Regions from separate parts of the Mus musculus genome. Here all the other regions are linked to region 1. A link is a loop called in an ENCODE intact Hi-C map of the cell type or tissue named here. Cell type or tissue: left cerebral cortex. All regions are shown on one strand. Each heading gives the region's core, and the rest is flanking DNA. Links, peaks and the distances in the headings are about the cores only.

The links. Hi-C counts contacts between places; a loop is a spot of excess contacts. Peaks named below come from ENCODE experiments on the same cell type or tissue, not always from the same donor. Only the 100,000 strongest peaks of a DNase experiment are listed, where the experiment ranks them.
Region 2: a loop joins it to region 1, with 4 times the contacts of the local background. A loop is called at or near these places in 20 of 42 quality-filtered maps.
Region 3: a loop joins it to region 1, with 2.3 times the contacts of the local background. A loop is called at or near these places in 2 of 42 quality-filtered maps.

What each region holds. Positions count from the first base shown.
Region 1 is chr6:49,203,430-49,213,574 of GRCm38, reverse strand. It overlaps Igf2bp3 (insulin-like growth factor 2 mRNA binding protein 3), which reads left to right. Exons shown (of 15, transcript NM_023670.3): 2 at 248-308. D030074P21Rik (a long non-coding RNA gene) reads left to right here and starts at 315. Exons shown (of 2, transcript XR_869057.2): 1 at 315-4,585; 2 at 6,708-7,765. In left cerebral cortex, for the core only: a CTCF peak has its summit at 5,091 (motif pointing right); DNase peaks (open chromatin) are centred at 4,419 and 5,044.
Region 2 is chr6:49,052,491-49,062,635 of GRCm38, reverse strand. Gpnmb (glycoprotein (transmembrane) nmb) reads right to left here. Exons shown (of 11, transcript NM_053110.4): 10 at 6,922-7,015; 11 at 4,454-6,475. The coding sequence ends at 6,322. Among named protein-coding and RNA genes, the nearest start is that of Malsu1, 16 kb to the left of the region's middle. In left cerebral cortex, for the core only: CTCF peaks have their summits at 4,774 (motif pointing left) and 5,403; DNase peaks (open chromatin) are centred at 4,777 and 6,994.
Region 3 is chr6:49,034,590-49,044,734 of GRCm38, reverse strand. It overlaps Gpnmb (glycoprotein (transmembrane) nmb), which reads right to left and starts at 8,217. Exons shown (of 11, transcript NM_053110.4): 1 at 7,943-8,217; 2 at 1,816-1,968; 3 at 595-738. The coding sequence starts at 8,012. In left cerebral cortex, for the core only: a CTCF peak has its summit at 5,051 (motif pointing left); a DNase peak (open chromatin) is centred at 5,026.

The sequences.
Region 1 (10,145 bases), core at 2,025-7,024:
AAGTGGTGAGCCTGACTCTTGCTCTCCCTCCCCAGCTTTCTGCAAGTTAAAAAGCCACACCCACCCGAAGGGTCAGCTCTGCACCCTCTCCTTGCCCTGCTCCTCCCTTGTCCTTGAGTCGGGTGGGAATCTTGGGGCCCTGCTGAGGTCACTGAAGCAGGGTGTGTTTTCTCTTAAAGACTGTAGATTTCAAGGTGGGGAAAGCTGCTGAATTTAGCCCGTCGTCTTGCCTCTTGTGTGTTCACAGGTAAAATGGAACTACATGGGAAACCGATGGAAGTTGAGCACTCGGTCCCTAAACGGCAGAGGTGAGCGGATTTACCCTTTTCTGGCCGCTTTTTAGGGAGGAAGCACAGAACACAGATGCAAACTCGGACCCTTTGGCTTACACGCTGGGGCCACGGTTCAGCTAGCTCTTTTTCTGCTTGCCTTTAAGTTTATGGCAGGTGTGTGTGCGCGCGCGTTGATAATTCTGGGACGTAAATGGGGGCTTGCCTGCGGCCCCTGCTTCTGGGTTATTGTTGCTGTTTTAAAAGCCTGTCAAGGAAGCTCTCACAGCTACATGTTCTTGGCAGAGCAGGTTTAGGTCTCAACTGGCAGCCCGAGTTTCAAAAGCCAATAGTCTTTGGGAACCTACGGGATTTAGAAGACAGGTCCAGGACAGATGTGGAGAAGCTGGTCCGCCGTGGTGGGCGCTTCTAATACAGGAGGAGGAACACAGTTGCTTTTGCCCTGGTTCACTGGCCAGCCAGCGGCCATTGGAACACAGTGAATGCTGGGGTCCTGGGGCCTTTCAAACACTCCAAAGTTGTTTTTTTTTTTTTGTTGTTGTTGTTTTTTTTTTTCCTAACAGTGCCTTTGTTCCAGCTCCTCCTGTCCCTTGGTGTATTTTGCTTACAAATAATCACCAAGAGACGGTGAAGGCTGGGGGAATCTGCAACTTCACTGAGATTTCTCTTCTATGAGAGCATCTGTAGCTGTCACTTTACAAAATATTTGCAGGCTATTTTAGCTACTGAAGCTTTTTGGAGAAGCGCCCCCCTTCCCCTCCCTCCCTGCCCTCCCCCCCCCCCCCCCCCCCCCCGACTCTGTAACTCTTAACTGGAAAGACTGAGGTTAGCCTGCTGGGTTTTGCAAGGTGGGGTTAGGGTTTCTGGCTGGCTTTTCAGTCTTCCCCCATTCCTAACCTGGAGCAAACAATAAGCCTGAAGTTAATTCAAACCAGGGCTGTGTGTATCTGGTTAAGTGTTTCTGAGAGTGTGCTCTGGGGGACAGAGGGATTTGCCCTGCAGAGACAGAGGGCAAGAATGCTGTGTGACTGTTTTGAATGAAGCTCTCTTCCACATGAATCACTTCACACTCCTCGTTTTAGAAATAAACTAGTGTGGATACTTGTAGGTTCCTTTTTAAGTCCTTGTTTAATTTCGCCTAAGATAATTGGAAAGATATTTGTGTAACCAGATTTAGGTCTATTTTGATAAGGGTCAAGTTATTTCATATAGTAGAATGTAGTCTTTTATTATTTTTGTTTACTCTTCTAAAGTAGATGTGGATAAAAAGTATCAAACTGATCTTGGTTTCATAGGAATTTAAACAATTGAGGCACAACTCATTTGCCCTTAAGAAGTTTAGAGACCTAGCCTGTGAATCAGCCATTTTGGAAAAACGAACCTTATTGCACACATGCTAGTTGGTTTCATGTTTATCCAGTGTGTCTTAGTGCTTGTCCCTCCGGCCCCCTTCCCGTCACTCCCCTCTCCCCCCCAATCTTTCAAGGGGTTGGTTTATGCAGGCGAGCACTCTACCACTTGAGGCACACCCTTAGCTCTTGGTTTTTAAATCCACTGTAGAATTAAAAGTAAGCAATACAACAAAACGAAGAGCTGGTGTTGTACCCTATTAGTAGAATGATTGCCTAGCATGCCAGAGGCCTTCCACTCCAGAATCCTTGGGCAGGGCAAATGATTATAATTAACAAAGGGACTGTTGTGAATTTAAAACATTAAATGTCTTTTTAAATTTAAAAACATTAAGTGAGTTTTTCAGCTCCAGCTAATGGGTTGACCTCAGTTTGCTGTATCCTCTGTTTTTTATTTTTGAAGTTAATGTCTTCCCATGTGTGGAGAATTAATTTAGGAACTTGGGTAACAACTGCTAGTCTTCCTCCTAAAGCTTTGCTTATGCTGGAAACAGTTACTTGTTACTGTTTGAATTGCAGGGTTCCTCTTTTGGAAGACTAGGAGATAGTAACAAGTGGGGGCAAATGTTTACTGGACGCTTGCTTCTTCAGTTTATTAATAACAACAGAAGCTTTTCCTGCCCTGGCCCCCCACCCCACTACCAGAATGCGTAGGGTTTTAAATGTGGTCTTACTAGCCAGTGACGTAGGCCTTACAGGTAGAGTGAAGTGAGCTGACGGAGTACCTTTCTGTTTTTCTGACTTGGGAGCAGTTGAGTGCTAGAAATCCTTTACTGAAGTGTTTTGCATAAAGACTTCTGTGTCTCTCTGGAAACTTTAGTGTTCATCTCCATTATAGTTTAGTTTTCACTGACCCTTGAAGCTGTGCAGTTCTTCTTATCTGGACCCTTCCATCATTTCACAGGCTCTGGAAGAGCCAGGAAGTGACCTGGCCCCTATGTGCGCACTCACCCACCTATGGCAAGGTGTGGATTATTTTGTTAGTGATTGATCATGTGGATTGCTTTGATAGTGACTTGATTGCACAGCACAGTCAGATCGATTGGTCGTCAGGGTAGCCTGCTGAACTTTGGGATGGAGTTTGTTATGCTTTGCAGTCATTTTCCACCACTATGTGGGCATCTGAGGCAGGCACGCCTACTTGCAGGGCAGTGACCTTTATACCTGTTTGCAAGGCATGTCGGGAGGAGCCGAGTGCTGGGGAATGTTTCTGGCCGCACTGAGAGGGATGGACAGGGGAGCAGGCACAGAGGTGATTGGATGCTTGCAGGCTGGCTGCAAGCTGAGCTGGGCGGGACCCGTGCAGGAAGGGGGTATTGTTGAGTTTGGTTCAAACCAAGCTTAGTTCCCCATTACTGAAGTCTCAAGGGAATGTGGAAGGAATGTGGCTTTTCTGCATTCAGACGCCCCTCTGTTGTAGATTACAGCGGAGTGCACAGGGCCCGAGGATCCCTGTTTGCAGAAAAGAAGCATGCTTTGGACTTTGAGATGGTGTTACACCCTCAGTTCCAAAATCAAGAAAAGATACAGCATGGGAAGGCTTGATAGCTTCCAGAGGCAGGCCTGATTTTTTTTTTTTTTTTTTTTTTAACTCTCGGATTTGAGGTGAGTGAGGAAGAAGTTTTGCCTAGGAAGGATTGTAGCAGTCCTAGGAAGGATTGTTTGGGAGGGCCTGTGGTGTCTGTAGGGCTTCTGGACTCTGCTGTTTGCTTATGTACAAGGTACCGCTGCCCTGTTTTCGTTATGCTGTGGGCTGTTGGGCACAAGAGAAGAAATGTAAAGTTGCTGACACTGCACAACTGAGACATGGTGGTTTTAGCTAAATTTCCATGACTTTCAGATTCATGATCCCTTTTTTCCTATTTTCAGTTTTTCACAGCCTACTCATATTTAATCAGAGTTGTGATTTATTTAGCTATTAACCTTGGTTATAAATATTTGAGTAAAGGAGAAAAAAAATCATAAGATGTTATAGTTAATATGAACCAAGAAAGATCCTTAGTTTGTGGTTCTAACACTCAAGTACTTCATATTCTTAACAAGAAGATAAAGAGAACAACCTACTTTGATACTGGAATCTTGTGCTTGCAGTGTCAGTTGAGTAGAAGTTGCTGGGACGTTAATTTCATCTCACTGTAAGTGGCTATTTAAAAACCTAGTGTGCTGCCTCAGTGGCTGTTAAGTGTAGAATAGAAGGATGCCCTGTGCCCATTAGCCCAGGACGTTGTAACTGCTGGCTGTGGGGCCAGCTTCAGAGTCAGGATAGCAAACACTGTTTTCAGCATTGAACATTTAAACACAAGCTATTCCTTAGTGGTCTGGGACAGATAGTCTCACTTTTGAATCGTGGCTTAACGTTAGGGAACTTGGCTGGGGAGGAATTTCAAGCAGAGTTATCTTTTCAGTGCACAACATAAACTTGGCACTGTGTGACTAAGTGCTTGTGGCTGGAGGGATTTTTTGATTTTTTTTTCCCCCAATTTCCTACTTGTTCAATATAGTTAGAATTTGTGAGATTTCTTATTTTGGCCTTAAAAGGATCTTTTAGGAAGCAAATGGATGTTGCTAAGTAGCTTCTTCTATGTTTTTTTCACAGTTGCCCTGAGAAAGATGTTACTGAAATATCACATGCATCCGGAGCCAATGGGAGTAGGGAGCCTGTCCTCTGAGCCAATGGGAATAGGGAGCCTGTCCTCTGAGCCAATGGGAATAGGGAGCCCGTCCTCTGAGCCAATAGGAATAGGGAGCCCATCCTCAGAGCCAATAGGAATAGGGAGCCTGTCCTCAGCTCTTGGCCCTGGTTTTTTACCTTTGTGGCTGCTGAGACTCTTGTTCAGGACCAGACGCCTTTTGTGACAAACTCTAAGGGGCATCATTCGTTCCGAGGTTTGGGCACTTTCCTGGAAGCAAATGGGTTCTTGGATAGGCTTCAGATTAAAAATATCTTTTGGAAGTACAGAGATCCAGTGCTTTCCCTCTGTGGAGCTTCACTTGAAAATTTCTGTAGCAGGGTAGTTACGTAGCTTTCCCCCACCTTTTTCCTGTGTACAACTTTCAGGCAGTCAGTGAGTGGAAAATTATCTTTGCCATGCTTTGAAGCCCTTTGTGAGCCCCGCCGCTGTGTGTGTTGTCATAGGCCCGGGATCTTGAATTAAAGCGAGGCTGTTGAACCACCTCCATTTTGGTGAGAAACTCCCCTGCAGTTGTCCTTAGCAGCTTCCCTAGCAGTAACTAATTCTTGACAGGTATGAATTATCTGTTTGCTCACTCTGACAGTTGGTTTGGACTGCGAGGAAGGAGAAGCAGAAAGATGGTTTGGCTGTGCTATTCTTAGCTCTGTTTCCTCTATCAACTGTTGCCTCTGATTCAAGCTTCCAGAGTCACAAGACAGGAGGTGGCACTGTGGTAGCAGTGACCAAAGGATTGCATTCTTAGTTAGGATTTCTGCCCTGTATGTCCGATGTTTACAAATTAATTGGCTTGTACTGCCAGGGTTTTGCTCGAAGGCTGGTGGTAGGCATACTTTGTAGTGCTCTGTTAAAATGGAAGGTTTAATTTATCATGACCTGATGTTCTGTCTGGTAAGTGCTTAGCATTAGTGAATAAATAGTATCAAATATTAACATGGGATGTGAATTTTATTGTCTGAAGGGGGGGGGGACGGGGACGGACGACACACGACCCGTACCAGTTGTACATGTTTTAAAGAATTATCCTGAGACCATTTAACTTGATTAGGAAATAGTTTGAACTTACTAAGAAAACCGTAGTAGAGCTGTAAGAGGAAACGACCAAGTGTAGATTTTCCTTTTCCTTGAATCGTAGATCTTGCTGTATGACCCAGGCTCACTGCAGGTTCTTTTCTTTTCTTTTCTTTTCTTTTCTTTTCTTTTCTTTTCTTTTTTTTTGTTTTTTTTTTTTTTTTTGTTTTTTTTTTTTGAGACAGGGTTTCTCTGTGTTGTCCTGGCTGTCCTGGAACTCACTCTGTAGACCAGGCTGGCCTCAAACTCAGAAATCCGCCTGCCTCTGCCTCCCAAGTGCTGGGATTAAAGGCGAGCGCCACAACTCTTTCTGTTTCTATGAGTCTGTTAGGTGGTTGGTTCTGTCCCACATGACTTCGTTTTGGGTGATTTACTAAAACTGGAATAAAGAGTCCTAGAGGAATCTCCCTCATAACTGGACCCTTGGTGCTTATCCTTGTAAAATCTTGGTGGTGTCAGTTAGTAGCCAAAAAAGGTCCTCCCCTCCACATCCCTCCCCTGAGATTGGCACGTTGTTATCTTTGTCTCATTAAGGAAATTTATCAGGCCAAACTGGATGCAAGAAAGATAAGGAAATAGTCTCTGTCTGCAGATGGTAGAGTTGTGTACATGATCATCATGGGAGGGGTTGGTGGGTGGTAGCCATCTTTACATTTTTACACAGGTGCTGGGGATTACAGTCAGAGTAGGAAGCTCTCTCCTGCAGCTTCATATCCCAGGCCTTTATTTTTTGGCATTGCTGTGTGGCCCAGAATTATCTCTAGTCTTAACATATATTTGGGAAAAATCTTTAACATTAATTGTTGTTTCTGCTAAAGGGGCTACTGGCTTCAAATGCTTGGAACAGAAAATTTATGAAAATTGGACTGAAGGTGTACCCTAGTGGTAGAGTGTTTATTATCTACCATATTCAAGTCCAGGGTTCAATTTTCAGTACTGAAAACATTTTAAAATTGTTTTTATCAGTAGAAATGGAGAACCAATCTCTGCTTTTATTTTCTTGGAAGAAATGTGTTTGTATTAGCCAAGGCTCTGTATGTTTCTAAGAAGCAGTCTCAGTAACTGCTGAAGAATGAGATCAGAATGTTGAGAATCAAGGATGACAAGATGTTTTGGTTAGAGCAACAGTGTGGAAGAGGACCATGATTGGAGAAGGGACAGACTCTGGGTGGAAGGTAGAAACTTTACTTTCAGCAATTTTCTAGTAGAAATAAAAAAGAGATGGAGAAGGCATTTGTATCTTTCAGTCTGGAGCTCAAAGAAATGAAGAAGGTGGATGGAGACTGACTCATGTGCTTGAAACCATCAAATTGTTCAAGATCATCAAGGGACTGAGCCTAAGGCTCTGTCGGAGGAGGGAGAAGCCACTGAAACAGGGTGAGCTAATTCTCACACCATGGTGATGTGTGGGATGAGAACTAGCTCAGTGCCATACAAAGAAACTCACCAGCAAAGTGAAAGTAACTTGGCAAGGCAAGCTCTTTTTGTAAAAAGGATTTGCCAGAGGGGTTGGAGAGATAGACCAGTGGTTTAGAGCCCTGGCTCCTCTCCCAGAGGATTCAGATTTGGTTCCCATCATCTATATGGCAGCTCCATATAAGGTAACTCCAGCCCCAGCAGATCCAATGCTCCCTCTGTCCTCTGTAGGCACCAGGTGCCCATGTGGTGCACATATGTATATACAGGTAAAAAGACTCATACACAGAAAACAAAAGTAAACAAGTCTCTAAATGAGTGGGGGAAAGGTGTGTGTATGTGAGTAGAGACTAGGAACAGAGATAGCCTTTGTGTTTCATCCCTAACTGAGGTAGTGACTGTGTCTCATCTCATTGATCAGAGTTTGACCTCACAGTCTGATGTGATTGGCTCTTCAGCAGGTAGGAGAAGGGGAAGAAGGATCAGGGAGTAACGAGTCCTTTTTGGGTTCACTGCCTTGATGGGAAAAAAAAAAAAAAAACACTTTCTTTACAATGGTCAGAGGGAGTGTTTTGAGGAAAAGTTAAATAGACTGGAAAAGGAGGTATAGTCACCTGGGTTGGGTCCTGCTCAGGAGTTCCGTGCTGTAGATGAGTATGTGAGTTGAGGTGGTGTTAAATCTCAGTCTTTGGTGCAGAGGAGAGGGCCCAACATTTAAGCTCGTTTTTTTGCTATTGCAGGGGACCCAGGACTCACATGGTGGCTCGTAACCATCTGTTACTCTAACATCCAATTCTGACCTGTAGGCGCCAGTCATCTACAAGATGCATAGACACATGTAGGCAAAACACTTATACACATAAAATAAAACTGAAAACAAGAATTTAAACAATCTGCCTTCATTTGCCTCCAGCGTGCTGGGATTAAAGACATAGAGACCACATCTATATATCTCTTAAAGAAAAATAAGCAACTAACTCATTATTCTGGTTCTACTGCTGAAAGAGAATGGGTGTATGATATTTCAATGACCTGGAATATAACATTTCTTCCAGATTTCATTTATTAGGCTCTTAATTTCTAGAAACAGTTATAAGTTTATTATTTCTAATTTGTTAGAGCTGGAAGATTCCCCTAACTTCAGTAAATCGTCTTGTTTAACAGACAAAACCTGTTTGTGACATCTGACCATGTCTGGTGCATTTCACTATTTCTGTTCATGGTGAGCTCAGTTTCTTGTTTGTTTTTTGGGGGGCGGGGTTTGAGACAGGGTTTCTCTGTGTAGCCCTGGCTGTCCTGGAACTCACTCTGTAGACCAGGCTGGCCTCGAACTCAGAAATCTGCCTGCCTCTGCCTCCCGAGTGCTGTGATTAAAGGCGTGCGCCACCATGCCCAGCTCGTGAGCTCAGTTTCTTAAACAAGTCATACTGCTTTTTACTAACATGCATTTGGGAAATCCTCTAGAGCTGTCTTAGCAAAAGGATGAGGTGAAGTTTAGATCTTCTGTAGAACATCATGATTTGACAAACAGAGTTTGAAATTGGTGGTCAAGTCATTATGGATAGCATAGGCTAGTTTTAATTAGTTTACTCTGTAGCTCAGGCTGGCCTCAAACTCTAAATTCTCTAGTCACAGCCTCCCCTACTGCTGGGGTTACAGGCATATATCACCACATCTAGCTCCTTAAAGTTAGTCATTTGGTTGTTTTGGATGCTGGGAGAAGTTAAGTATAGTTTTCATTTTACTCAACTTGTGCTACAAGAAATACGATCTTTTGAAAGTGCCTAAATTCTTCCTTAATTTTGAAAATCTCATGCCAGATGAGAGCAGGCTCTTCAGTTGTAAATTCTACCTTTGATGGCCACCTTAGCTGCAGGAATGAAGTGTTTTCTTAGATCAGCTGACCGTGAGGGACTTGGCTTCCTGTCAAGACTTGTGTTTGGGTAAGTTCTTTGATCAGTATCAGTAAAATGCTCTTTGGCACTGAAGAGCTGGCTCAGCAGTAAAGAACAGGTTAAAAGTAGGCATTGCTCTTCCAAAGGACCAGAGTTCAAGTCTCAGCACCAACTCATAACCACCTGTAACTCCAGTTCCAGGCCGTCTGACTTCTGCTTCCAAGGCACCTATATACATATGACTTACACAACACAACACATACACACAAAATTAAAATCTTTCTTTAAAAAGTGCTACTTTCAGGCTGGAGAGATGGCTCAGCGGTTAAGAGCACTGTCTGTACTTCTAGAGGTCCTGAGTTTAATTCCCAGCAACCACATGGTGGTTCACAACCATCTGTAATGGGATTCGATGCCCTCTTCCAGTGTGTCTGAAGATAGCGACAGTGTACTTACATACATAAAATAAATAAATCTTTTAAAAAGCTGCTACTTTCTCAAAATATTAGACACCTACTGTTTCCAGGAAGGAAAATTAAACAGACAAACTGTATATTCTTCTGTGGTATTGCTTTACTGAAGGATTCTTCACAGAGCCCTTGGGAGAGGAGACTGGCCCGCAACACTACACTGTGGAGCCGACTGCTGGCCCCCTCGTGCAAATCCTCAAGTGTATTACACGGCAGCTCCATCTTGTTTGTTAGGATACGGCAAGGCAGAGACTGTTTCTTGCCAGCTTGGAAGTCTTTGAAGGATTGGCTTACTACTGTCTTTATTTAATAAAGACAGGTCAAGATAGTTGAGAATCATAGTTTATTTCGGAGTGAAACCCTTCAGGGGTCTTAATTTTGTTTTGTTTTTGCAGACAGAGTCTTAGGAGCCAAGTCTGGCCTTGAATGCCTGGCACTCTTACACCCACTCCACCTGTACCCCCTCACTCCCACCCCCATGCTGTGAGTGCTACACACCCAGCTCAGGTTTTTTTTTTTTTTTTTAAAGAGTTCTTTTTATTTATATGAGTACATTGTAGCTATCTTCAGACACACCAGCAGAGGGCATCAGATCCCATTACAGATGGTTGTGAGCCACCATGTGGTTGCTGGGAATTGAACTCAGAACCTCTGGAAGAGCAGTCAGTGCTCTTAACCACTGATCAATCTCTCTAGCCCCAGACATCAGTTTTAAGAAAGAAATCAAAGCCTGGTATAGTGGTGCATGTCTTTAATTTCAGGAGAGGAAGGTGAATCCCTGCGTTCTAGAACAGCCTGGGCTATACAGAGACCTCCTTCCTCCCAAACCCACCACCAGCACCAAAACCAAGCCCTTTGCCTTTGATACATTCTTTAGCACCTTCATCTTTCTATGAATGAGTAG
Region 2 (10,145 bases), core at 2,688-7,687, 150 kb after region 1:
ATAGAAAAGTAAACTGAAATATTTTTTAGATAAAATGCTATAACTTCTGGAATTTTCTTTAGATATTAAAGTGAATAGGGCCACCAGAGCTCAGTAGGTAAATGCACTCTCTGTGACCTGGGATTGATCCCTGAAAGTAAAGGTGGTAGAGAGAACCAATTCCATAATGCTGCCTTCTATTCTCCACATGTGCAATATGTACCCCAGAAGTACACACACACACAAACACACACAAACACATACAAACACACACACAAACACATACACACACAAGCACACACAAACACATACACACACAAGCACACACAAACACATACACACATACACAAATACATACACATACACACACAAATACATGCACACACATACACAAGGTTAATCAATAGATTTAATAAATTAAATTGACTAAAGAGATCAATTAGATAGGGTTAGCCATAAATTGAATAATGATTTGAATTTACATTATGGATTTTGTTTGTTTGTATTTGTATTTGTTTTTAACTTTTAGCGCTATAATTTTCATCTCTAAAAGTTCTTCGGGGGAAGCCCCCATGCCACGATGCTTCTTTCATTATGTTAGCAGTCTGTCAGTTTCTTTCAACTTCCTCTTCCTAAATGTATGAGGTAGGCTCAACTTTATTTTCAAATTCTAAGGCTTGCTATAATTCCCAGGCTGGCCTTGAACTCTTGAGCTCTGCCCTGCCTTGCCCTGCCCCGCCCCACCCTGCCTCAGTCTCTTGGGCTGGGTCTATGCCACCATGCTCAGATGAGACATGCTTTATGCCCATTATCTGCTGCAGTAGTTGCCAGCCTGCTTCTCTTGGCTCATTCATAAAGGATTATTTGTCATGTGTTCAGTGAGTTGCTTTTAATTGTGAGCCCATGTTCTTGAGGTTTTATCTGTGGCTTGGCATTCCTGCAGAGAGAGTTCACACGGCTTCTGCCAGGCAGGCAGACAGATGCATCCAGAACTACTTTAAACATGATGTTTAGCTCTTATTTTTTTGTGTTAACCTATGTTCATTTTAAAAACTTATTTGTGTTTACATGTTTGTATAAATGTTCACCCCATATCCATTGAGTGCCCTTAGAGTCCAGAGCAGGATGCCAGGCTCCTTGGAGCTGGAGTTCCAGGAGGTAGTTGTGAACTTCCTGACATGGGAACTGAACTTGGGTTTCCTGGTGGAACAGTTGGCACTCTTAAACAGCAAAACCACCTCTCCAGTCCCTGTAAATTCTTGTTTTGAGATCACAGGTTAGGAATTCTAGACCCTGTAGGCCCCAGCATATGCCCTGCTTCCAAGTGGGTCTCTCTGCTGCCTGTGTGTGGGTTTTCTCTGTTTCATTCCAGGTTATTAATAAGGATCCTGGCTTTATTCAGGAGAATCATTTTGGCAGTGTTGGGCTCATGGGGCTTCTTGCATTCTGTCCAGGCTTCCTCATTTACTGATCTTCAACCCAAAGACTGACTGAGTCTCTCTCTCTCTCTCTCTCTCTCTCTCTCTGTGTGTGTGTGTGTGTGTGTGTGTTTTGACTGAATGTACATATGTGTACCACAGAGGCCAGAAGAGGGCTGGGACTAGAGTTACAGGCAGTTGTGAGCTGCCATGTGGGTGCTGGGAATCGAACCCCATTCCTTGAACTGGAAGAGCAGCCAGTGCTCTTAACTACTGTGCCATTTCTGCAGTCCCAAAAATTGAGTCTTGGCATCCACACTTGAAGGCCCCCAGGTTGTCTGTTTATTTGCCCCTCCTGAGAAAACTCTGGCTCAGTGCTGGTTTTCTCCTGTTGTCTTTTGGGGGTGGGGGTAGGGTCATGAAAGAATCCTCTTTTAGTTTCCTGCCAGCTCAATCAAGTGTTGAAAGCTGGTGAGTCCTTATTCAGATTCCTCCTGACAGGATTCTTAGGTGCTGGAGAAGTGACTGCCTTGCAGAAGAACCCAGTTTGGTTCCCAGCACCCACGTCAGGCAGCTGACAACTGCCTGTAACTCCAGTTCTAGGGGGATCTGCTGCTCTCTGGCCCTCTGAGCAGTCTCTCTCTCTCTCTCTCTCTCTCTCTCTCACACACACACACACACACACACACATACACAGAGAGAATGGGAGGGGGAGAGGGAGAGAGAGGAGAGAAGAGAAGCATTGACTTGAAGTTTTCTGAAAAATTCTTGTTTTCCTAATAGTTTGGATCTGAGAACTACTCTAGGTCACAGATAGGCAGGCTGTCAGTAAAGGGTCAGGCAGCAAATACAGGTGTTGAAGGCTCCTGTGTCAGAGCTACCCAGCTGTGCTGCTGTAATGGCTGAGCAGCAGCTGAGAGCACATAAATGAAATGTGGCTGTCCAGGCACTGAGGTATGTCTACTTGGAGGCGAAGGGAGGAAGAGAGGAAACTATTGAGCCACTAAGCCCTGGAGTTTAGGGCCTAGGTAACATAGTGAGATCTTGTCTGGTGGTGGACGAGGATGGGGGGAGGAGGGGGAGAAGGAGGGGAAGGAGGTGGGAGGAGGGAGAGAGAAATGGTGGAAAAGAGGAGGGCGAGCAGGGGAGGAAGAGGAGAGAGAGAATAGTAGATCTTTACTTACGCATACTGAACTCTGCATTTCAGATAACTGTTTTGTATCATTTGGGATGGCTCTGCTTCCCCTCCCTGCTTTCTTTGCTTATTTTTCTTTCTGTGCTGGGATGGAACCCAACTATGACTCTTCATTTTTTTCCCCTAGCCATTTAGAAGTATAAAAACTATACGTTGCTTATGGGCAGAAGCATGGCTTTGGCAGGGGAACTGAAATCTGCCTGACGTGGAGTATATTAGCTTCCTAGCGGCTCTGTGGAAAAACGGTTAACTTTGTCTCCATTTTCCACAGAAGAGCGTCAGAACCTGAAGACTCAGAAGTGGCCTCCCTGTCCTCTCCATCATTTGACAGATGAGGGGCAGAGAGGGAGACAGGCTCTGGGCATCTTGCTAGCGACAGCATGATGACACAGGCTGTCCCATTCTAGCCCTGTCTACTTTCCTACACTCGTTCAGTTCCAAGCCAGAGTTTACCGTTGTCTCCACAACCACAGAAACCTCCTGCCACAAAAGCTAAGCCCTGGAGTTTAGGGCTAGCCTAGGTAACACAGTGAGATCTTGTCTGGTGGGGGGAGGGGGGTGGAGCTCAGCAACAGCTCTTGTCTTTTCAGGAAAGCAGAATTTGTTTCACGCATACACTCAAAGTAAAGACTGGACTCAAGGGCTGATATTTGTGTTGGCATCCGTGTAGCTGTATTGAACAGCATGATTGCATTGGTAGTATAAGGGCAGTTTGGTTTGTAGATGACGTTGTGAGATGCCTGGGGAAGTTAGGCACAGACTGAAAACTGGCTAAGTACTAAAGCCATGCAAGTGCAAAGGGCCTGCCCGAGTTACTGTTCTACCTCTGTGCAGAGACACCACGACCAAAGACACACTTATAAAAGAAAACATTTCATTAGGGGCTTGCTTACCGTTTCAGACGGTTAGCCCATATTCATCGTGGCAGGAAGCATGGTGGCAGGCTGGCGTGGGATGGAGAGCTTACATCCTTACCCACAGGCAGGCAGGCAAAAAGAGCAAGACTGGGCCTGGCAATGAACCCCTCCCCCAGCAACACACCTCTCCCAACAAAGGCACACCTCCTAACTCTTCTCAAACCAACTGGGGACCAAGCACTTAAATATATAAATCTGTGGGGCCATTCTCATTCAAACCACCACAGGGCCCATAGGAGAGCTCTGATTCCTTGTAGAATCTTAAGGATAAAGGGGATGGCTATTGACTACAAACAGAAGTTGCCCTTGCAGGTGAAGCTGAGGCCAGTGGGTGGGCCAGAACCCAGGTCAGTGAAGTCACAGCAGTGACCACATGAGCAGTGGCTTACTGTGCTGGTCTGGAATCCCAGCTCCACAAACTCAGTTTTGTGTCTCTTATTATCTCTTCGTTCTCTCCTAGACCCAGAACCACCCTAGCATTCAATAAAAGATGATTAAATGAGCAAAATCAGTCTGCAACGGTTGATCCCTGGAAGCAGACCTTTGAATTTTCATGGTATTTATTCCAGCAGCATTGGAAGCCTCCTTCAACATCAACCAGCCAACCAACAACAAATAAACAAACAGCAAACAACAGACAAACAGCTAACATCAACAAACAACTGCAACAAACAACCCAACAAGTAACAACAACAACAACAACAAACATCAACAAAACACTTTCAAAGAATTGTTCCCCCACTAGGGTTCCCCCAAAGGAGGTCACCCTCATCCTCTGGAAGACTGTCTTTTCATCTGCTCTTTGTGTCACTTGAGCTTAAGAGTTCTGTGCATTCTGTGTGTGATGGGTACTTTGAGTGCATCGCCTTCAAACTATGGGATTTTCAGATTATGAGAATTTCAATCCAGGGAAACAGATATTTGTGAATTACTCAGAGATGCTTAGGATGCAGACATTTATAAAAGCCCTAGAAATAAGCAATTCCTGGAATAATTTGTTACATACACATGTACTTTTCGTGAGAAGTTTTAATTCTCAGCCAACATCAATCAAGCCATCCCTGTCTCTTAGGCTATTTCTTCCATTCTGCAGACAGTTCCCTTACCAGGGTCACTTGGAAAATATAAATCGACACAATTTACTATTTCAGACTTCTTTCCTACTACTAGATTAAAATTTGTTTAGATGAAGCTAGATAAACAAAGTCATGGACCTGCCGCTTTGGTGGCTGTTCTGTATCTGCTGTTCTCTGCTGCCCCCTGTTGACCTGAGCAAGGAAGTGATCCCAAGCCCAGCCTTGCTCATTCTTGTCCTGGAACCAGCAGAATAAGGATTCTCTGTTGGTTTCTCAGAAATCCAAATTATGGGGTCCCACCTCCACAAGACAGTGTTTGGAACCATGGGGTGGAGTCTAAGCGGTCTGTGGATTCTGCAGCAACCTGAAATCAATGTCCTGTTTTGGGTACTAGTGAACGGGCTCCTTAGTATGTAAAAATCAATCAATCAATCAATCAATCAATCAATCAATCAATCAATCAATCAATCAAGCTTCTTCACGTGTTTCTGTCCCCAGGCTGAGACTGTAACACAAGGCTGTACCTGCACTCATTCTTCCATCAGGAGCAGTAGCGGCCATGTGAAGTGAGTCAGAGAGGGACAGCATACCCCTTCTACAGCTGAGACAGAGGCAGAAAAGACTCCTAACATGCCATGTCACTAGGTCACAAAGCTTTAGATGTCAGGGCTCGGTTCAGATACAAGGCTGCTGTTGGGATGCCTGTGCCCAGGACTCCTTCAGTTGCTCTGGGCTCCTTGGCTGTGGGGCTGTCCCGCAGGCACAGGGTGTTCAGCAGCCCTGGGCTCTCCCCACTAGATGCCAGTAGCACCCCACCCTAGTTTTGACAACCACAAATCTCTCCAAACATTGCCAAACACTCCTGGCTGAGAGGCCCTGTCCTAAGTGGTCAGCAATTTTTACATTCTTTGGAGACAATTTCCAAACAAAAAGCTTCTTTTTGCTTCTAGGCCACCTAGTGGGGGGGGGGGGTGTCAAAGTACCAGACTGAATGTTGGTCCTCCACAATGCCTCAAAAATGAGCAGTCATTCTATAATACCATCATATTTATCCAGTTGTCTACCTTCATCAAGGTAGATACAGTCTGGACTCTCAGATCTCACTTGGTTGCTATTAAGGGTCTGCTGGTATAGAATAGACAAGGTCTCATAGGTCAAGTGCAGCCCACCACATGCTTTATAAGTGTCCATGGATAAATGAATGGATGGGTAGTTCACTGAACTACACAGGGAAAATTTTCTCCCCAATATAATAATCACACAGCTTATTAGACTGCCTTTTTAATGAGTAGAATATGTACACACACGCACCATACACAAAGCCCGGGCCCATTATAATTTTGTCAGGAGCTCAGGCATGCTCAGTGAGTTGGAAGGCAGATGAAGCATGGCCTTCAGGTGGTGATTAGCTGGGTTCATGCCCATGTTATGTGGAAAGCTGAGGCATCTGTGGTATCTCCCCCAGTTAACCTAGGACCTTAAGTAGCAGTGACCCCACCTCCCCTTCAGACACAGCGTGTCCACCCCACGAACAGTGTAAAAACCACAATACAGATGGGAAGAAACACTAAGTCTTCCCATGTCTTCTCTAAAATGCTATTTAACCACACTCCCTAAGCCACGATATACATTTTACAATAATCCTTAGAGAACAACAGTTCCCAGCCACATACTTCTGCACAGCTCACATACATGCACAGAAGAGTGGGTTCCTGGTCAGAGGGAAGGCCAAAGACTTAGAGTGTCCTTGGCTTGTCCTGGAGCAATGGATCCTTCTCCTGGTCTCCTCGGAAGAACGGGGCTTTCGCGTGACTGAGGAGAACACTCAGGCCCTTGCCCTTGACCGTGTTCCTGGGGCAGTTTCCTATTGGCTTGTACGCCTTGTGTTTTCTGAAAACAATGTGTTGGACAGGACTTTAAAAATATCTTCAGCTGAACTAAATTCCTTTCTATAGCGTTTCTCATGACAGGTGCAAAAGAGCGAATTCCACCCAACCCAGTCTGTCGCTTGGAACACACCAGCATCACAGGAGAGTATAGCTATTTTCTCTTCAAGCAAGAAGCACTCACTTTGAGATTTCGTTAAACATTACAAAAACCAATTTTGTCAAGTTACTGACATCTGGTAGCACTTTCAGGATTAAAACAAACAAATCCCAAGCCATAGTAAAATTAATAGGTCCCAGTTTGGTATTTGTGGTTCGATGGACCACATTTCCTCTCATACACATAATATTTAAAAGGAAGAAAGGAAAATGGCACATTCATACAGACGAATGCTATTTGCTTTTGACTATCTGCTATAGAGATGTAAAGTGTTAAAATCAGAAACTTACTTGTACAGCAAGATGGTAACCATGGTGACAAGCACAGCCAGGCAGCCGATGGAGATCAGGACACCATTCACTGCTCTCAGAGGGGAGTCTGGGTCTTTAAAGCAGAAGGAAAACTGCATGAGTTAGGCTGCATTCCTCCATGGTTGGAGGACATCTGCTTGTGATGCTATTGAATAAACGAGCAACCGCTTTCAACTGCTTTCAACACCAAGGGGCTAAAAGGCTCTCACACTCCATTGTGCTGGCCTCTGGCCTCATCTCAGGCTCTGTGCTTGCCCCTGTCCTAAAACCTCTGAAATTCTGTGAACCGTGCACAGCCCCTGCTGGGACAGCCCTTCCCTGGCTTCTCTCAGGTTTCCTCAGTCGCCCTGTGCCCTCGAGCGTTTCAGAGGGAACCATCTCTCCTCTGTCACTACCCTGCCTGCCTCTTCCTAGGCCTGGGTCACATTGTGTCTTATTCCTTCCCTCGTCTCATCTGTACCAATGACCACAAAGGCAGACACTTTGTCTTCTTTCTCCTCTGTAACCAGCCAGTTCTGTCTCCATCCCAAAGCATATCTGGTCATCCGAGCTGCCTCTGCTCTGCCACTGTCACCATCTGGTCCTCCAGACCCCTCCTAGAAGGTCCTCTTTACCGATTACAATTGTCTTTCCATCATGTGATGATAAGATCTTCTCACAGGTGAATGCCTCACCCTTGCTTACAGAATGAAACTTCAAAGACTCTAACAGTAGCCTTGGTGTGATTTCACTGTTTATGTTTAGGTCTTAGTTCCCAGGAGGCCCTCTACCAAGATGGTATTACAGAACAGCAAGACTTGTCCCACACCCTGTCTAGGGCTCTAACCACTGCCTTCACCTCCACTCCAAGCTCCCTCCTCTCCTTCCTCTGACTGTTTTTTTTTTTCTCTTCAAGATACCATCTTGTTAATTTGTTTCTTGCCTGGGTTTAAAATAAGTCTGATTATATATTTTGAGTTGGGACCTAACTGACAAATTCATAGGTAAGCAACACCACCACCACCCCACACACTCACAAACACACACACACACACATACTCACACACACATACTCACACACACACTCACACACACACACTCACACACACACTCACACACACACTCACACACACACATACTCACACACACACTCACACACACACTCACACACACACTCACACACACATACACACACTCACTCACACACACTCACACACACACATACACACACTCACACACACACACATACACACATACACACTCAAAACAAAAAACAAGGGGCTGGAGAGATGGTTCAGTGCATATGAGCACTAACTGCTCTTCAGAGGACTTGGGGTCAATTCCCAGCACCCACATGGCAGCACAATAACCCAGTTTCAAGGGGATCTGATGCCCTCTTCTGGACTCTACAGGAACTGTACCAGTGTGGTACACAGATGTCTATGCAGGCAAAATACACACACACATAAAATAAAATTTAAAACATCTCAAAAAGCCGGGCAGTGGTGGCAGACGCCTTTAATCCCAGCACTTGGGAGGCAGAGGCAGGTGGATTTCTGAGTTCGAGGCCAGCCTGGTCTACAGAGTGAGTTCCAGGACAGCCAGGGCTACACAGAGAAACCCTGTCTCGAAAAACCAAAAAAGAAAAAAAAAATCTCAAAAAATAAACAAACAAAAACCCCAAGTAACATCAAAAACCAACAGCCAAGAAGCTGGGAGGTTGGCTCAGCAGTCAAGGGCACAGTTGCTTTTGCAGAGGATCTGAGTTCTTTGAGTAATCATGTCTAGATGTTCACAACCAACTGTAAATCCAGATCCAGGTCCTTCGACAGCCTCCCCTGGCCTCTGTGGGCACCTGTATGCACATACATGTGCACACGATCTTGAGAGCACACACACACACACACACACACACACATGCACACACCCACACCCCAAATCCTTTAAAACAAAAAACAATTAAGTTTCAGTCAACCATAAGCAGCTTAATTGATTGACTCCAGGCCTCAATTAGCAGTCAGCAATGGTTGCTCCTAGGTTCTGACAGCCAGTTTGGGGAGCTGTCAATGGGATCTGGTCTGGGCCACTTCTGACTCCAGTGTTGCTCAGTTTGGTGCTTAAACAAACTGTGAAATTGAATTGGTCTAAACGTTTTCCTATAACATCTGTTACTGCTCAGGGAAGCAGGGGTCCTCCCTGTTTTGTTCCTTAGTCAGTGACTTCTGTCTTGTGCAGAGCTCTGTGCTGAGCATGAAGCAGACAGCTTAGTGACTATCAATCAATAAAGAGAATTTCAGCTAAATATCAGTGAGTTTTCGGTTGAGTTCTCTATTTCTGAAATTCTGATTTTGAAATTTGAGTTAATAAGTTAGAACACTCACTGGATTACAGGTTTTTCGTTCGTTTGTTTGTTTGTTTTTGTTTTTTGTTTTGGTTTTGGGTTTTTTGTTTGTTTGTTTCTTTTTCTGACTTTTCTCCTTACTGCTCTGTGTGGGTGCATGGTTGCATGTGTGTGTATGGTTGCATGTGTGTGCATGATTGCGTGTGTGCATGGTTGTGTGTGTGCATAGTTGTGTGTAAATGGTTGTGTGTGTGCATGGTTGCATGTGTGTATGATTGTATGTGTGCATGGTTGTGTGTGGGGGGTTGTGTGGGTGTGGGTGCACTTGTGAACATGTGGAGATAAAGGAAAACCATGGGTGTCATTCCTCTTTTTGTTTGAGAATGGCTTTCTCTTTGGTTTGGAAATTGGTCAAGTGTGTTAGACTGAACGGTGAGTGAGCTTCCAGGAGTCTGTCTGTCTCCACCTCCCATCTTACCATTGTTGGGATTTCAGGTGCACATCACCACTCCTGGCTTTTTGTGGGGGTTCTGGGGATCTGAACTCTGGTTCTCATGCTTGCAAGGTAAGCACTTGACTGACTGAACTAACACACACTCTCTCTCTCTCTCTCTCTCTCTCTCTCTCTCTCTCTCTCTCTCTCTCAGGTTTTGTTATGTGCTATACCCGAGTTGGACTTGTACTTGCGACCCTCCTGTATCAATTTCGTGAGTACTGGGAGGTAGGCATGTGTCCCACACCACACCTCCCAGTTTCCTGTTTTTTTTTTCTTTTCTTAAGATGCTGGATTAGAAGCCTGGTCTTGTTGGCTCACTCATGCCAAGAAAGCGCCCCACTGTTATGTTCCATCTCAGCCTCCTTCCTTCAGATCTCAGTCACTCAC
Region 3 (10,145 bases), core at 2,810-7,809, 170 kb after region 1:
TGGATAACGAACGCAGCTCTTTAAGAGCAGAAGGAAATCAGAAGCGCACATGCAGTATCAGTTCCAGCAGAACGCCGTTTACTTAAACACTGGTCAATGGAAATGAACCAATCAGCACACTCTCTCAGATGAGCCCTGGGTGGGTTTTTGTTTGTTTGTTTGTTTTTTGGCCAAAATAGTTTCAGCTAATACAGGAACCTGAACATGGACAATAATACATTCGTTGTCCAGAGACACAGTCCAAGCTGGTGTGACAATGGAGGAGATGTAGGTTGGGTTTTTGAGCAGGGGTTGGATGGAACCCAAACCCTACACACTCTAGGCAAGTGTTCATTCGCTGAGTTCATTCTGTCCCCATAGTGTAGCTCCTAGGGGTTACCTGGGAAGAGCTAGGACCAGGGATGGGGAGAGAGGGACTTCAAAGTGGCTGTGATCAAAGTCCACAACGTACAGTAGGAGAAATGTTTTGTATGGTGAATATAGGCTACTTAAAAAGGACGTGGCCCTGAGGAGGAGGATGACTGGGGTGGTGACCGATCCCATGGGCTTTAGGATTGTGAGCGGAGCTCCAGGAGCAGAGCTGACCCTCCTTACCATTCCTGCAGTTCTTCTCATAGACGATATTGCCATTAGCATCTTCCTTCTGGCATCTGGGGAACACCAGGTTCACCACAAAAGTGATATTGGAACCCACCAGAGCCGGTGAGTCACTGGTCAGGACTGCCTGCACACGGCCTCCTAGGGCAGGAAAGAACAGAGTGCGTTTCCCTCGCAGGCTTCCCACCAAGTGTTTAATAGAGTTCTGTCTGTAGGTAAGGACCATTCGACCCACATGCCTCTTTACAGTGGTTAGTGATTTCCTGATGCTAATGTTAGCTTTCACAGTACAACATCATAGAAAAAATAAGTAAGAGTAGTTAAAGGATTTTCTTTCTTCCTTCATTTCTTTCTTTCTTTTTTGTTTTTGTTTTTTCGAGACAGGGTTTCTCTGGATAGCTCTGGCTATCCTGGAACTCACTTTGTAGACCAGGCTGACCTCGAACTCAGAAATCTGCCTGCCTCTGCCTCCCGAGTGCTGGGATTACACCACGCCCGGCGCTAAAGGATTTTCTAATCATAGAAAAAAGTATTCACTGACGATAAGAACAAAGGGGGTTGGAGAGATGGCTCTGTGGCTGCTTTCAAGAGGATCGTGGTTCAACTCCCAGAACCCACGTGGCTGATGATCGCTCACAACAATCTATAACTCCAGCTGCACGGGAGCTAATGCCCTCTAATGGCCTCCCCAGCACCAGGCATACAGGTGGTGCACAGATATGCACACAGATAAAACACCAATACACACACATTAAAAAAAAAAAAAAAAAAAAAAAAAAAAAAAAACCTTTTGGATTGAAGAGGCACGTGTTGAAAGTTTGTAGACTTTAATCTGAAAACCAAATGACCAGAAGACTTGACTCCCGGCCTGTGTGGGATGATTCACTTTCTGGTAAGCCTCCCAGCATCTCTGGACGACCAGGTCATGTTGTAGCTTTTCTGAGGGTGCCTACGCTACGGTAGTCAACAGGCTGGAGGGCGAATCTGGCCGCTCTCTAAAATATTCAAAGACCTTGGACACGTCTAAAGTCCAAGTGATTTTGTGACCCTTCAGAAAGTGGAGCTGTTGAGGGAGGAGGGAAGCTTGCCAAGCCCAGGGGCTGCTCACTTTGCGCCTAGCGCACTGTCACTCACAGGACCCGGAGCCCTGGCATCGGAGGAGGTTGCCTTCTCTGATGCAGTGCAGCGGTGGCTGCGGGGGAGGAGCTTCCCACTTACCTTCCCAGGAGTCCTTCCACCTGCCGTCTCCCCTCCTCCACACTGGATACAGGTGTTCATCCCATTCATTTTCATCCGAAGACCAGCCACGTAATTGGTTGTGCTCTCTCATGTGATCGGGATACTGTTCATGGCCCAGCACATCACGAAATCCTGTGTTAGTATTTGAAAACCAGATTTTGTCAGTTCCTTCCACCTCTCAGCACTTCTGTGTGAATGGTCGATGGAGCTTTTCATTTCAATCATTGGGAAGCACATGCAGAATCTAACCAATACAGCAAGTGAAGAAATGTGCTTAAAAATAAGTCTGCGCCGGGCGGTGGTGGCGCAGGTCTTTAATCCCAGCATTTGGAAGGCAGAGGCAGGCGGATTTCTGAGCTCGAGGCCAGCCTGGTCTACAGAGTGAGTTCCAGGACAGCCAGGGCTACACAGAGAAACCCTGTCTCAGGAAAAAAAAAAAAAAAGTCAGCATGGGTATGTTGGTGCACACTTTTAGTCCCCATCCCAGATGTCTACTGAGGCTGGCGAGCAGTCTTAGCAGGTGAGGTACCTTACCGCGGACTTCCTTCTCTGGAACCCATATGGCAGAAGGAAAGCAGCGAGCGATTCACAGACTTGTCCACTGACCTCCACACATGTGTGCCCGTCCCTCTGCCCAGTACAAATAAGTAAATATGAACATAAACTAAGTCTACAGAAAGTGTTTTTAGAGAATTACAAAAAACATTTATTTTTTGATATTTATAGCATCTTACTACACGGCCCTGGCTGTTCTGGCACTGGGATTAAAGGCATGAGCCTTAAAGAGAAAATTTTGGCAGCCACCCTTTCTAAGCTCTACTTAACATAGCCTCCAAATATTTAGGTTCAGTAGTAGTATCAAGAGGAGACTTGGACAGCATTTTCCTCGTACAGCTTTGAATCTTTCCCAGGCCTTTACCCTCTTGTCTACAGGATGCAAAGTTTGGGGATGCTCCCAGGATGCCAAAAGACAAGTGTGTTAGCATGGGAGATCCCATGGTAAAACTCTGTGCATACATCGTGGTGAACACTCTCTATATATTTGTGGAGTAAGGCATTTGCATCATACCTGAAACCAGGGAGTGGAGACAGGAAGATTGCCGTGAAATCAAGGCTTGTCTGGGCTAAAGAGAGACTTTGTCTTAAAAATAAACACCCTGACCCGCCCCCCCTCAAAAAGCCCTTGTATAGTCTCTGCTTGTTAAATAGAGAGGTTTAAAAAATGTTATTTGAGAGCTGGGCATGGTGGTGCACATCTTTAATCCCAGCACTCGGGAGGCAGAGGCAGGCGGATTTCTGAGTTCGAGGCCAGTCTGGTCTACAAAGTGAGTCCCAGGACAGCCAGGGCTACACAGAGAAACCCTGTCTCAAAAAACAAAAACTAATCAAATAAAAACCTCATGTTATCTGGGTTAGGGTTGGAGCTATTTCCTTTACTAGTTCCAAGTCTTTAAAAATGCATTAGAAACTCTACTGTTAGGTCTAGCTGCATTTAGAATTATGGATTTCTTGATTGAATTGACTGTTTTTATTAGTAATTAACTCTCTTTGTTCTTTTTTTTAAAAAGATTTATTTGTTTATTATATATAAGTACACTGTAGCTGTCTTCAGAGACACCAGAAGAGGCTATCAGATCTCATTTTAGATAGCTGTGGGCCACTATGTGGTTGCTGGGATTTGAACTCAGAACCTCTGGAAGAGCATTCAGTGCTCTTAACTGCTGAGCCATCTCTCTAGTCCCCTCTCTTTGTTCTTGATAATATTTGTTGTACTGAAGGCTACTTTGCTAGTGTTTAATATATATTATATATAACAGATGCATATGTACATAAACTTTTTCCATTGTTTTACTTTTTCCAAAAAAGACTTCTTTACTCTTATTTTATGTGTAGGTGTCTTATATCTATGTCAGTGAACTATGTTCCTGGTGTGGCCATGTTCTGGATTCCAGAAGAGGGCACTAGATTCCCTGGGACTGGAGTTCAGACAGTTGTGAGCTGCCATGTGGGTATGGGGAATTTAACCTCTGAGCCATCTCTCTGGACCCTACTCTCCCATTTTTTTACTTCTAGCCTGTATATTTTCTTATTTAATGTGAGGGTGTTTTTTGTTTTTAGCACATAGTTGTGCAACTATAAATCAAATCTGAAAATCTCTAACTTTTATCTGAAGCACTGAGGTAATGTACATATGATGTAATGACAGGCTTTCTGCATTTGAGCCTACCATCTTGATTTTTATCCATCTCCCCTTTTCCTGTCTCTTATCTATCCATCATGATGGATTTCCTATCCATCTTATCTATCTGTCTCTACGTTCTTTGCACGGAAAGAGGTGGATGTCCTGTTATTGTGTATGCCTCAGGTTTTTTTGGGGGGGGGGCAGGTGCCCCATATAGAATTTGGACTTGTGCCAAGCAGGCCATGCACCTATTAACCAGGCAAGCAATACAAATAGGATTGACTAGGAGTCATGGCACACGGGCTCTGTCATCAACAGGCTGTGTGATCTCAGGCCTTCAAATCAGACACCCCAAATCAGTGTCAGGACTGTTCCTACCTAGAACAGCCATTAATTGAGGAATGGGCACAAGGTTTATCAACAAACGTTTGTAAATGGAAGTTCACGTTGGAGATATGAGGGAAGAGTTAAGCTGCCTCCATTCAAACTAACTTTAGAGATGAACACATCTAGGTCTAGAGAGGTGGGATTTGCCAGGATCATCTTCAATCCGATGCAAAAGTGGATTCAGCTCCTTTCATGCCCAGAACAATCTCTTTTCACTGTTTCAGAGTCCACAGATTCTGAGGTAGACGCAATCAGAGCAAGGTCAGGCTGGTGTGTGACCCAGTGGTACAGTGCTTGCCTGGCCTGCAAGGGCCCTGGGTTTGAACTTCAGCACTACCAGAAAACGAAAAACAACAGCGACAAAATCGCACCCGATTTCTCCTCTGTTCCTAAAGTTCAGAAGTCAAAGAGAAAAACGGGGGGGTAGGGGGGGGCAGCGTGGGGCGGCGGGGACAGGGATGGATGGACAGGGAAGCCAAGAGCTGACCCGTTCAGTCTGCCCTGGCAGAGTTCACACGAGACACAAATTCGTTCAACAGAGGAGCTGGAAAGATGACTCAGTGGCACAGTACTCTAGTTTGAATTTTAGCAGCCATGTCCGGGGCTCACAAACGCTCCCGCTCCAGGAGATCTGGCGCCCTCTTGTGACCTCTGCAGGCACCACCATTACAATAAAATACGACTTTTTAAAGATTTAAAAACAGAGAAACCCTGTCTCAAAAAAAAAAAAAAAAATTAACCCAATAAAGAAAAGATACATTTTTTAAAAGAGCAGCAAACAGAGATGAAAACATAAGGATTTAGGATGAGGCAAAACTTCTTAGATGAACACCAAAAGTATAATCCATAAAAGAAAAACAATGATGTATGAAATTTTACTCAAGTAAGAAACTTCTGCCCTGTGACATCCAGTAGAAAGAAGTAAAGGAGAGTGGAGAAGACCAAACTTCCACCAATATTAAAAAGCAATTCTAATTTGAAAATGGGAACAGATATGAGAGAACACTTCAGAGAATGTATGGACACTGAATACTAGAGGATTGTTGACGAACCCCCCTGCAGACCTATGGAGCCACTACCACCAATTGGGCCACCACACACTTCTGGCAGGAACCTGAGAAGGCACAGCCACCCTGCTAAATTCTACAAAGACTCGACGTAGCGTAAGCATTATATATAACTTGTCCAAATTGTACTTTTTAGTACGAATCCGAGGGAAATGGACATGAGGAGTCGTAGCATCTTGAGCTGGAATAGCTCTCTGTCCTTTGGTGGGTGAGCGGTTAAAGTGGTACTTTATGACCATGGGCGACTACTCAGAAAGAACAAGGAACAACCTATTTGGTACAGCAATGTCAATAGATCTCCAGGGACTCACACTGAGGAGAAACCCAAGCCGATGTCTAAAGTTCATACGACTAAGTTCCCTTGTGTGGCATTCTGGAAATGCTAAGATATTTACATGGACAGACTCCTAGTGGCCAGGGATTGGAGCTGGGTAGAGGAGGGTATTTGGCTATAAAAGGGCATGGGTAAAGGTTGTATTGGAATCTGCCTGAATTATTCCTTTCAATTTCACATGAGTACACCGTTAGCCTAACACATGGAAGTTCAACTTACAACCAGACAAGCCCGATAATAAGCAAACTATAACGGGAAAATGGGGCGCGGGGGCAGAGTGGAGGTAACCCTGAGTTGGTTACCTTCTCTTCACCCCAACTCCTCATGTTCGGGCTGCTCACTACCTGCCTCCTATGGATTGCTAACCCCTACAGGGCTTGCTCATTGTGTCTGGAATATTTAGTACAGTATAAGATGAGCCCAAGAATGCCTGGGGCTTTGAGACTTCTATTAAAAGTCCATACCCTTCAAGTTCTGGCTACTGGTTGGGTTTTTGTTTTGTTTTTCCTTGGGGGGGGGGGTAGTTGGTTGGTTTTTTTTTTTTTTTTTTTCAAGTCAGGGTCTCACTATGTAGCTCAAACTGTCCTAGAACTCACTATGTAGACTAGGATGACCCCAGACTCACAGAGATCTACCTACCTCTGCTTCCTGAGTGTTGGGATTAAAGACATGAACCATTTATCCTGGCTTTGGCTACTGTTTTACCGACCCTCAAACTGTGGGTGAAAGGTCTTTGCTGGCTTTTCCTATTCTTATTCCTCTAGGTTATTATAACTTGTTGGCAGGAGGTATGGAGTGGGGTAGGGTGGGATAGGGGGAACAGAGGTGTGTAGCTCTGTCCTTAAAAATGCCATTGAATGTGTGTTCTGGCCACGTGCCCTTGCTAGCTGATCTCCCAAGACTCTATAGCCCACTTTTGTAAACGAGGAAAAGGAAATTTATTGAAGCTAACTCACTCATGGCCCAGCCTAGCAGTTGGCACATATTCAAGTCTGTCCTATCCCAAACCCTGGCAGGAAGAACTGCCAGGGAGAGGTGGCATGCTTCCCTACTGCCTGCTCTCTGTGTGACCTGAGCGAATTCCTGGCCCTCTCTGTGGCCTGTGGCCCGGTTTCTCATCTGGGGAAACTGGATAATTCCAAGGTCAGAGTCCCCTCTCTCTGTGAAGGCACCACACCTAGACACAAGATGGGCCGTTCCGTTTGTCAACCCGCTGCCTGCCATCTCTGGGTTTAAAATCCAAACTCAGAGGTGGAGTCTCAGGCAGGACGCCCCAAGTCTGGGGCATCACTGGCTTTGAGGATCCCTGGTTCGGGGCGCGGCTGTGATGGGGCTGGGCTGCTTGCCCTTTTGCCTGGCAATTCTTGGGTGCAGGGACCACAGCGGTTCCACTCTGCCTGGCCTGGGATCCACCCCAGCCAGGACAACCTACCCGAGGACCTGCCTTGCACAAGAGAAGGCAGGGGGTGACGAGATACTCCTCTCCTTTGGAACTGCCTGGCAACCAGCCAGGCGGCCACATTCGGGGTAAGGCAAGGTTCTGGACCGGGCTGGTCTCCGGCCCCTGGAAGTGAGGGGCCTTCTCTTTCCCCTGCTCACTAGCTCCGCTAAGAACAGGACAGCTACACCCTGGTCAGGACAAGGATGCTAGACCAGTATGTCCAACACTGAAAGATGCCTCTGCCACTCACTAGGAAGCTTTGTTAGTAGGGCCCCTGCCATAGAATCCGCCCAGGGTGGAGCCCCTCAGTATCTGCATAGAGTCCTCAGTATCTGCACTGAAGCAGCAGTTGGCCCTGCAGCGAGCAGAGGATGCGGTGGGATGGGGGAGTTCCGCAAAGTTAGCCAGAGCCTCATTTAAGAGCTCCGCCCTGTGAGCAGGAAGCAGATAAGGGTGATTTGGGAGACTTGCTTTATTCTGGGGTACAGGCTGTCCTCCCCTTCCAGCCTCAATCTGGCCAGAGTGGAAAAAGCTTCCAGGGGCCTCGTGGCTTTTGCTCTCCGTGAGTCCTAAGCAAAGAACACACTCCCAGCATTTGGAACAGACCCTGTCTGCGGACCCCCAAACTCCAGTCAAAGGGCCTGGCCCATCATTTGGGTCAACGAGTGTAAGCGCCCAGAGAGGACGGGACTCACGCTTGGCAGCCTGGAGAGGCAGTCCTGCAGCCAGCAGCAGAAATCCCAGGACCCCGCAGAGACTTTCCATGCTGACTCCGAGCGCCTGCAACCAGTCAGGGCTTGACTCTGACTCCCCAGTCCCATCCACCAGGAGTCACAGTGTCGGCCTCCTGCGATCCGCTCTGTTTTATGAAATACGGGGCCAGAGGGAGATCATGTGATGTTTTAAGCAGTGTGGCTTGATCTCCCAAATTCCATCGCTTAACAACTCGTGCTCATGAGTCACTTGCCCCTGGCATCTATTTATTGACTTCGGATGCACGGTGTTTTCATTTTGTGATGCCACATTTGCTCCTCCCCCCTTTCTCTCCCTCCCCCTCCATCTTTCCTAGCTTAAAGGGAGCTTTCTAACATCCTGTTCTGACATTCTTTACCAAACGAAACCTGGTCGTTGGTGGACTTTGTGGTTTCTCTTTTGTGTCACTTCGGTACTCACACTGAAACATCTTTCCAGAATCTGGACAGCCCGCGTTCTCTTCCCCCAGAACAGACAGATCCAAGGTATCATTTCAGTCAATGCCACTGTGCTGTGCATGCATGCATACAAACATTGCATGCTATGTCAGAAATTGCAAGTTCGGGACAGCCCACGGGCTTCAAGCAGAGGAGAAATGTACCCCAAAGCTAAAGTTTCTGGCATATCGACCTGGCTCTGCAGAATGCCCAGAACGAACTGCATCATTTTTGGTAACTTCTCTAAGATAGCTGCTCCAAGTAACTTCAGGCGACTTGTGGGAAGCACACTTGTATTGCCAAAGAGCAAGCATTAGGTGTGAAATCACCCGTCTCTGGAACATAAATGTCATGTGATTAAGCTGTTTCTGGTTGTAGACTGTGGAAACTTGGCCCTGTGACCCTCTCACTGTCAGGACACATCCCTAAGACTGTTTTCTGGGCAGGAGAAGTCTTGGTTGTGGCACACAGTGACTTACAGTCCATTGTAATTCAGGGACCAGAGCTCCTGTGGGGGAAAACCACGTGGAGCAGAAGTGGACGCAACCACAAAGAAGCAAAAGTCTCCAATGCAGAGGAGAAAGGGAAAGAACTGCTTTTGTGTAACATAAATCATATACAGAGCTCTGTCTGCTTGTTTACACACATGTAACCTTTCAATTAAAAATGAACACCCTCTTCTGGTGTGTCTGAAGACAGCTACCATGTACTCATAAGTAAAATAAACAAACATGTCGGTGAACTCCTTCAGTCCCAGCACTAGAGAGGCAGAGGCATCTGGATGTCTCTAAGTTCAAGCCCAGCCTGGTCCTACTTAGCAAGTTCCAGGGAAGCTAAGGCTACAGAGTGAGTCCCTGACTCAAAAACAAAACAAAAGTAAAAAAATCAGAAAAGCGAGCTTTTGTGCTGGTACGCTTGTTCAGTAGGTGAAGACATTAACCTACCAAGCTTGAAGATCTGAGTTTAATCCCTGGAACCTGTGTGGTGGGAAGAAGAAACTAACTTTTGCAAGTTGTCCTCTGATCTTCACACAAGAGCCGTGGCATGTGCCCTTATCCCCAACCCCCAAGCAAATGTAAAAACTGAAACAAGTTTTCAACTTTGGGCAAACCTCCTGGTAACACCTGAGGTGTTAGCACCCTTGGTCGCAGATACAGTTCTGGTTTGCATTTTTGGTTAGATAAGTGATCTTTGTCTTTAAGTAAATTGGATATTAAGCTCTTCTTCAATAAGTCTTTGTTTAGGAAGTTGCAACAATTAAATTATCTTTTACTTTGTGCCTTCCTTGCCCCATCATCAGAGTTGGTAGCCACTAGGCAGAAATGAACAAGAAATGGGAACATCATCTTCTTCATCATCATCTTCATCACCATCATCACCATCATCACTATCATCTCCTCTTCTTCTTCCTCTTCCTCCTCTTCTTCCCCTTCTTCCTTTTCTTCTCTCCTCCACATCTTTCTCCTCATCTCACCCTCCTCCTCTTCCTTCTTCTTCCTTCTCTTCCCCATTTTTCCTTCTCCTCCTCTCCCTCCACTTCATCTTGCAGAGGGCCTAGGTTCAATCCCCAGCACCATCACGATGACTTACAGCCATTTGTAACTCCAGTTCAAGGGACCTGACACCTTTTTCTGACTTCCTTAGGCATCAGACTTGTGGTACACGAACATTCACGAAGGTAAATCGCTCATACCTGGAACATTTTAAA